2 separate regions of the Mus musculus genome follow, and region 2 is linked to region 1. Evidence: chromatin contacts called from ENCODE Hi-C or POLR2A ChIA-PET data. All regions are on one chromosome and are shown on one strand. The core of a region is the stretch at or near the end of the contact, and the rest is flanking DNA. Distances in the headings are between cores, read along the strand shown.

Region 1 (2,995 bases), core at 293-2,792:
GGACAGTGATGGAAGCAGAGCTAGACTTGCTTATTGAGCTAGCTGTACAACACATCTTTGCTGATCTTTGTTGCAAAGAGAGAGGCCTAGTTGAGAACTTCTCTTGGCATTCCTCTTGGTCCCTCCTACAGAGGCGGTGGCTTGGCTGTCTCCGTTAGGTTGTGTCACCACTGCTGATTCATGTTTGTTATCCAGACTATCGAACTGGACTGTTAGTGTGTTTGTGAAGTGTATGGGAATGGATGGAGCTGCTGCTGTTAACCTGGGAAATGAACTGTTGATTTTCAGACAACATAGACAGGAGTTGTTCCAAAGAACCATTTCTAAACAGGTCTACCTCCCCCATATCCTTTTTCCACTATCTCTGATGGGTGGTGGGCTATAAGGAAGGTTACAGCACTCAAGAACTATCATTAATAGTAAGATTTTAAAAAATTAAAGTTTTATAAAAAATAAATACGACTAATAACATACCTTCAACTTCCTTTTTTATCATTTAAAATTGCCTTTTGTCCAGTGTTAAAAAACAGTCCAAACAATTCTGTGAACTCAACCGGTTTTATGAAAGATGCCTGGACCCAAGACGCTGACTTTGGTAAATGTGGGTTCCTAGTGACAACTGCCACTGTCCATGCTACCTTCCACTTGCCCAAAGGTTAGGTCAACCCTAGGTCCAGAGCAGGCACCTGGCTCAGCAGGCTCCCAAGGAGCGCTCACTGGCTAACAAGCACAAGCCTGGAGCACCAGCCCTCACTCTAAGTAGCTCCTGAGTGTAATGTACCCTCTGCAGGCTCTGGGAGTCGGCTTGGCTTTCTGGCTTGTACTGCAAAGCAGCAGCATGCCAATAGCCGCCGTGGGTTGCCAAAACACCAAAGAGGATCGGGCTCAAAACACCGCCTGAGCAATCGTAGCAGAATGGTGCAGGATTGTTTGTCAGAGGCGCCCAAGTCTCTGACCTAAGTAACTCTCTTATTCTTATGCACGCTTGGCTGTAGGAGCCGCTGGCCTGGAGACGCTCAAAGCAGCCACAGATATACATGAATCCGGCTCCGAGAAAGCGTGGGGTCACAGCAGGGGTGCCCGGCCGGTCGAGGGGCGCCAGGGACCCCTTCTCTAGTCCTCCCGGCTGGAGGTCTCACCCCGATTACTTCGCCCTTAGTTGCAGTGACCTGAGGCATCTCAAGTCCGGAAAAAATTAGCTCCGGGAGACCCACAGCACCTTCAGGTTTTCCCTTCCTCTTCTGTTCTTTGGGTAGGATTCACAGCAGAAGAGTTCTGACCCTCCGTGGTGTGAGTCCAGTGTCTCTGATCGTCTGTGGGCTCTGTGGCTGGGGCGTCTCCATAAATGCCTATAGCGACAGGTACAGAACGACCCCAGAGGAATAGCACCTTTGCTTAAAAAAAAAAAAAAAAAAAAAAAAGTTTTCTAGGATGAAGGCACACCCACCTCGAAAACTTTGCTCCTATTTGCCTGGTCCAGGAGCTCTGTCCAGTTCCGCCTCCTTAGAAAGCTGGGCAAATCGTGCCACCGACGCCACTGGCGTCCCTATGTCAGCGGCCAATCCGGCGGCTGAGAACGTCTTGACCCTCCTAGGTTTCCGTCGTCCAGAAGGAAGGGGTGTGGCTCGCGCCTGCGCAGTGAGTCGCGCCCGCGGCGCGTGGTGACTGCGAGGAGCCTCGCGAGTCACGCTCCGGTACGGTCCGCCGAGGGCGCGCGGAGCTTGCAGACCATGTCGTGGCTCTTCGGCATCAAGGGCCCCAAGGGCGAAGGCACAGGGCCTCCGCTGCCCTTGCCGCCCGCTCAACCCGGGGCGGAGGGCGGCGGTGACCGCGGGGCGGGAGACCGGCCATCGCCCAAGGACAAATGGAGCAACTTCGACCCGACGGGCCTGGAACGTGCGGCCAAAGCGGCTCGCGAGTTGGAGCACTCGCGTGAGTGCGCGGGCTGGGCTTGGCGGGCCGAGGCCCTGGGAAATGGGAGGTTTCTCTCGGAGGCACTAGCTGCTGCCCTTAGGACTTTGGTCCTCTTGACGTCTTAGCAGCACAGTGGTCGTTCGCAGCCGTACCTTTCAGGTGACCTGAATGGCCGCTTATGGGACATTTGGTCATAGCCGTCCTGCATTGGGGGAGACCCCGATCCTGCCACCCTCTTGCACTTGTAGCTGTCAACACGTAGGTCGTAGGAGAGACCCTGTGCCAATGTTGGCCTTACCTACTTTACTGTTGGGCTTTCTAGCTGCCTCCACGTGGTGCAGGCCAAAAGTCATAGCCAGGTCAGGCGATCCTGTGTTGTGGTAGTTAATAGCAATCTCTCACTTAAAAAGGAGAGAGTAGATGTCGTGTTTACTATTGGATGATAGCATTCCACTGTGGAACGTGAGGTGAGGGTGTCCGTAAAGGTTGATCCTCTCTGAGACAGATTTTAGCATTGATGGATCCCAAAGGCCAGGACTTTTCCCAACAAATGACACATTTTTGTTTTGATGTTGACAGTTTGTGCCAAAGTGTAATGTAAGGTGGATTTTTTTGATTATTTTGCTTTGTTTGTTCTTGTTTTTATAAAGACTGTGCAGCCCTGGCTGAGACTCCTGTAGACCAGGCTGTCAGAGAAATCACAGCTCCACCTGCCACGGCCTCCTGAGGCGTGTGTCACTATGCCTAGCTAGTTGAAATATTTTTAAGAGCCTGCAGGGGGCTGCAGAGATGGCTGAAAGGCTAAGAGCACTTGTTGCTATTGTAGTGGACCTGTGTTCAATTCTGTGCACCTATATGACAGCTCAAAACCTTCTGTAACCCCAGTTTCAGGGCATCCAAGGACTCCTCTGGCTTCTAAGGGTACCAGACATATACATACTTATATGCAGGCAAAAACTCAAATACATAAAAAATTTTTTAAAAGCCTGAAATGTCAGCTTTGTTGAATGAATACTTATTGAAGGATGTTTCCATTCTCAATTTTGTGTTTATGCGGGTGTTCTGTTTTTCAAAAGATCCT
Region 2 (2,943 bases), core at 272-2,771, 42 kb before region 1:
AGGATGTGTGTGGGTGGGTGCACATGGAGACCAAAATGAGTCAAATCCCTTGGAGCTAGAAGTATAGACAGTTTTGAGTTGCTATAGAAGACCAGCATGTCCTCTATATCTATATCTGCTGAGCCTTTAGGGAACACGTTCTTACTGTCAAGGTCAGAAATGACATTTCTTATGGCCCTGTTGACTTAGCTCATAAGTACTTACAAGAACTATAACCCAGCGCACAAGTACAGCTTTCACAAATGACAAAACAAAACAAAACAAAACAAAACAAAACAAAAAACCACTTTTGCCCAAACATGTAAAGGGAATTCCTCGGGAATGAAAGTCAACATCCTGCGGCTACAGAAGGCTAAGCTCCGGGGGCATGGAGGGCTGAGCTCCCGAAGCCGGTTTGGAAGAGAGCCTAGCTCTAGGGAGATGAAGGACAAGCTGGGGGTTGGGGTCGGGCTTACGGTCCTCAGGTTCCGCTTCTTAAGTCTGCGGGCCTTCGTACACTTAACGAAGGCTCTGGTCACCGCCCTGACGGCCAGGCGGTAGCAGCGATTCTTCCTTCCCCGAAAATGCTGGATGAAGAAGAGGGGAGAAGGGTGTCGGGATGGCAGCGCGGCCCTCCACCCCCGCCCCACGCCTCGGGCCGCGACTCGCGCACTCACCTGAGCGTGTTTCAGCACCTCCTGAACCCGCCAATAGCGATCGGTGAGGCGGTTCCGCAGCCAGAGCCGCGTCGTGAGGAAGACCATGATGGGCTCCCGAAGCCCGACCGGCTGCCAGAAGCGCTTCCGGGTCAACGGTCAGACAGGCCAGCCCTGCCGGATGTGTGCGAGCACTGTCTTCCGGGGCGCCTCTAGACTCGCTCCCTCAGTTCCGTTGTGCCAGACCGTCCGCACGCGGGAGAATGGTTAGAGCATAAACTGGAGGAAGCCCCGCGGGCGGGGATGGCGAGCAGTCCCGGACGGAAATCAGATCTACAGAAACCGCCAAGGAACACTCGGTGGTCCGCTCTTCTGTGGGCATCAGTTGACCCTAAAGGAAAGTAAAAGAAATTGGGCTGGTGAGATGGCTCAGTGGGTAAGAGCACCCGACTGCTCTTCTAGAGTTCAAATCCCAGCAACCACATGGTGGCTCACAACCATCTGTAACAAGATCTGACGCCCAAATAAATAAATGAATGAATGAATAAATGAATAAATAAATAAGAATAGCCATGTGAACAGTATGTTTAAGAAAAGGAAAAGAAAGTAAAGGAAATTAAATCAAGTAAACCCATTCCAAAGACAGCTAGTCTGAGTCAAAGGCTCACATGAACAAAGGTATCTACTGTCCTGAAGATGTATCCTGGGGATGGAGCCCAACCTCCCGCAGGTACAGAGGCCAAGTTTCGGGGGGTGGAGGGCTGAGCTCCTGGAGCTGTGGGAGATACAAGCTCTACCGAGATGAAGGCGAAGCTGACAGTCGGAGTGGGACTCGCAGTCAACTCAGCAGAATTGGGGCTGGAGAGAGGGTTAAGAGCACTGACAGCTCTTCCGAAAGTCAAATCCCAGCAACCACGTGGTGGCTCACAACCATCCGTAGTTAGATCTGACGCCCTCTTCTGGAGAGTATGAAGACACCTACAATGTACTTAGATATAATAAATCTTTTTAAAAAAGAAAAAGAAAGAAAGAAAGAAAACAACAGCAGAATTTAGCTTATTCACCAGCTTTACTTGGAGTAAAGGTCTGAGTAAGAAGTTGGCTACCGCCGGGAGGTGGTGGCGAACGCCTTTAATCCCAGCACTTGGGAGGCAGAGGCAGGCAGATTTCTTGAGTTCGAGGGCAGCCTGGTCTACAAAGTGAGTTCCAGGACAGCCAGGGCTACACAGAGAAACCCTGTCTCGAAAAGCAAAAAAAAAAAAAAAAAAAAAAGTTGGCCACCAAGCCAGATGGTGGTGGCACATGCCTTCGATCCACTCAGGAGGCAGAGGGAGATGGATGTCTTGAGTTCAAGGCCAGCCTGGTCTACAGAATGAGTCCCAGAACAGTCAGGGCTACACAGAGAAACCCTGTCTCAAAAAACAACAAAGTAAAACATTTGTCTGTCAGGTCCCAGATGAGGAAGTAGACATGGACTCTCATCCCCAACCAAGAAGCTATCTCCAATTGCCAGCTGCTCCTAAAAGAAAAATTAGTTTTTCCTTGAGGGAAAGTCTTACACAGGGAGTCTTACATAGTATACTACAAACCACACCTTAAGGGCAGGCCCCAGGTCCAGATGGCCAACAGAAAACAAATTCAAAGGTATTTTGGGAGATTTTTTTTGGGGGGGTCTCATATTGTTTTGTTTGGGAATTTTTTTTAACTTTACTGTTCGTTTGCTTATATTATTGATGATGATAGGTTATTTCTTCACAGGTGAAATGAGCCAATTCAAGTCAGATTAGAACATTTAAAGGTAGGTTTGGCCCAAAGGATTGAGAGAGGAGGATTGGCCAAAATGTCTGGCTTACATAGGGAGGAGCCTTTGGTGGAAGGGCAGCTCAGTCCCTGGGCTGGAAAGTTTAAGGTTGGGGGCAGAGTGTCCTTGCCAGGTAGGAACTGAGGGATGCTGGGAGAACCTGCAAGCCAGGTCTGCTTTGATATGTAAAATATGTACCTGAGTTCCCTGTCCCAGGATCTGAAACTAAACAATTATGGTTTCTGAATTTGAGTTTTTATGTCTTTGAGTGTTTCTCATGTTCTTTTGTAGGTTCTTGTTTTTTCTTTTTTTTTTTCAATAATTTATTTTTGTATTCACTTTACATCCAATTGCAGCACCCCCTTCTCCCAGTCCCACCCTTACAAATCCCTCCCACTCTCACCCACTCCCCTTCTCCTCAGAGAAAGGAGAGCCCCCCCCCTTGGGTACCACCCCACCCTAGGACATCTAGTCCCAACAGGACTAGGCACATCCTCTCCCTCTGAA

Evidence for each region. Hi-C counts contacts between places; a loop is a spot of excess contacts on that map. ChIA-PET counts read pairs that join two places held with the same protein, here RNA polymerase II (POLR2A).
Region 2: a map of heart shows a loop between it and region 1 (2.3-fold over the local background). The contact joins the promoter of Mrpl20 here to the promoter of Atad3aos in region 1. A Hi-C loop is called at or near these places in 4 of 37 maps with a recorded cell type or tissue (gastrocnemius and heart). POLR2A ChIA-PET finds 5 or more read pairs at or near these places in 3 of 5 experiments (Patski and embryonic stem cell).

Annotation. Positions count from the first base shown.
Region 1 is chr4:155,759,739-155,762,733 of GRCm38, reverse strand. It overlaps Atad3aos (ATPase family, AAA domain containing 3A, opposite strand), which reads right to left and starts at 1,542. Exons shown (of 3, transcript NR_027972.1): 1 at 1,448-1,542; 2 at 957-1,349. It overlaps Atad3a (ATPase family, AAA domain containing 3A), which reads left to right and starts at 1,636. Exons shown (of 16, transcript NM_179203.3): 1 at 1,636-1,932. The coding sequence starts at 1,731.
Region 2 is chr4:155,801,456-155,804,398 of GRCm38, reverse strand. Mrpl20 (mitochondrial ribosomal protein L20) reads right to left here and starts at 1,521. Exons shown (of 5, transcript NM_025570.3): 1 at 1,304-1,521; 2 at 657-1,026; 3 at 456-566. The coding sequence starts at 743.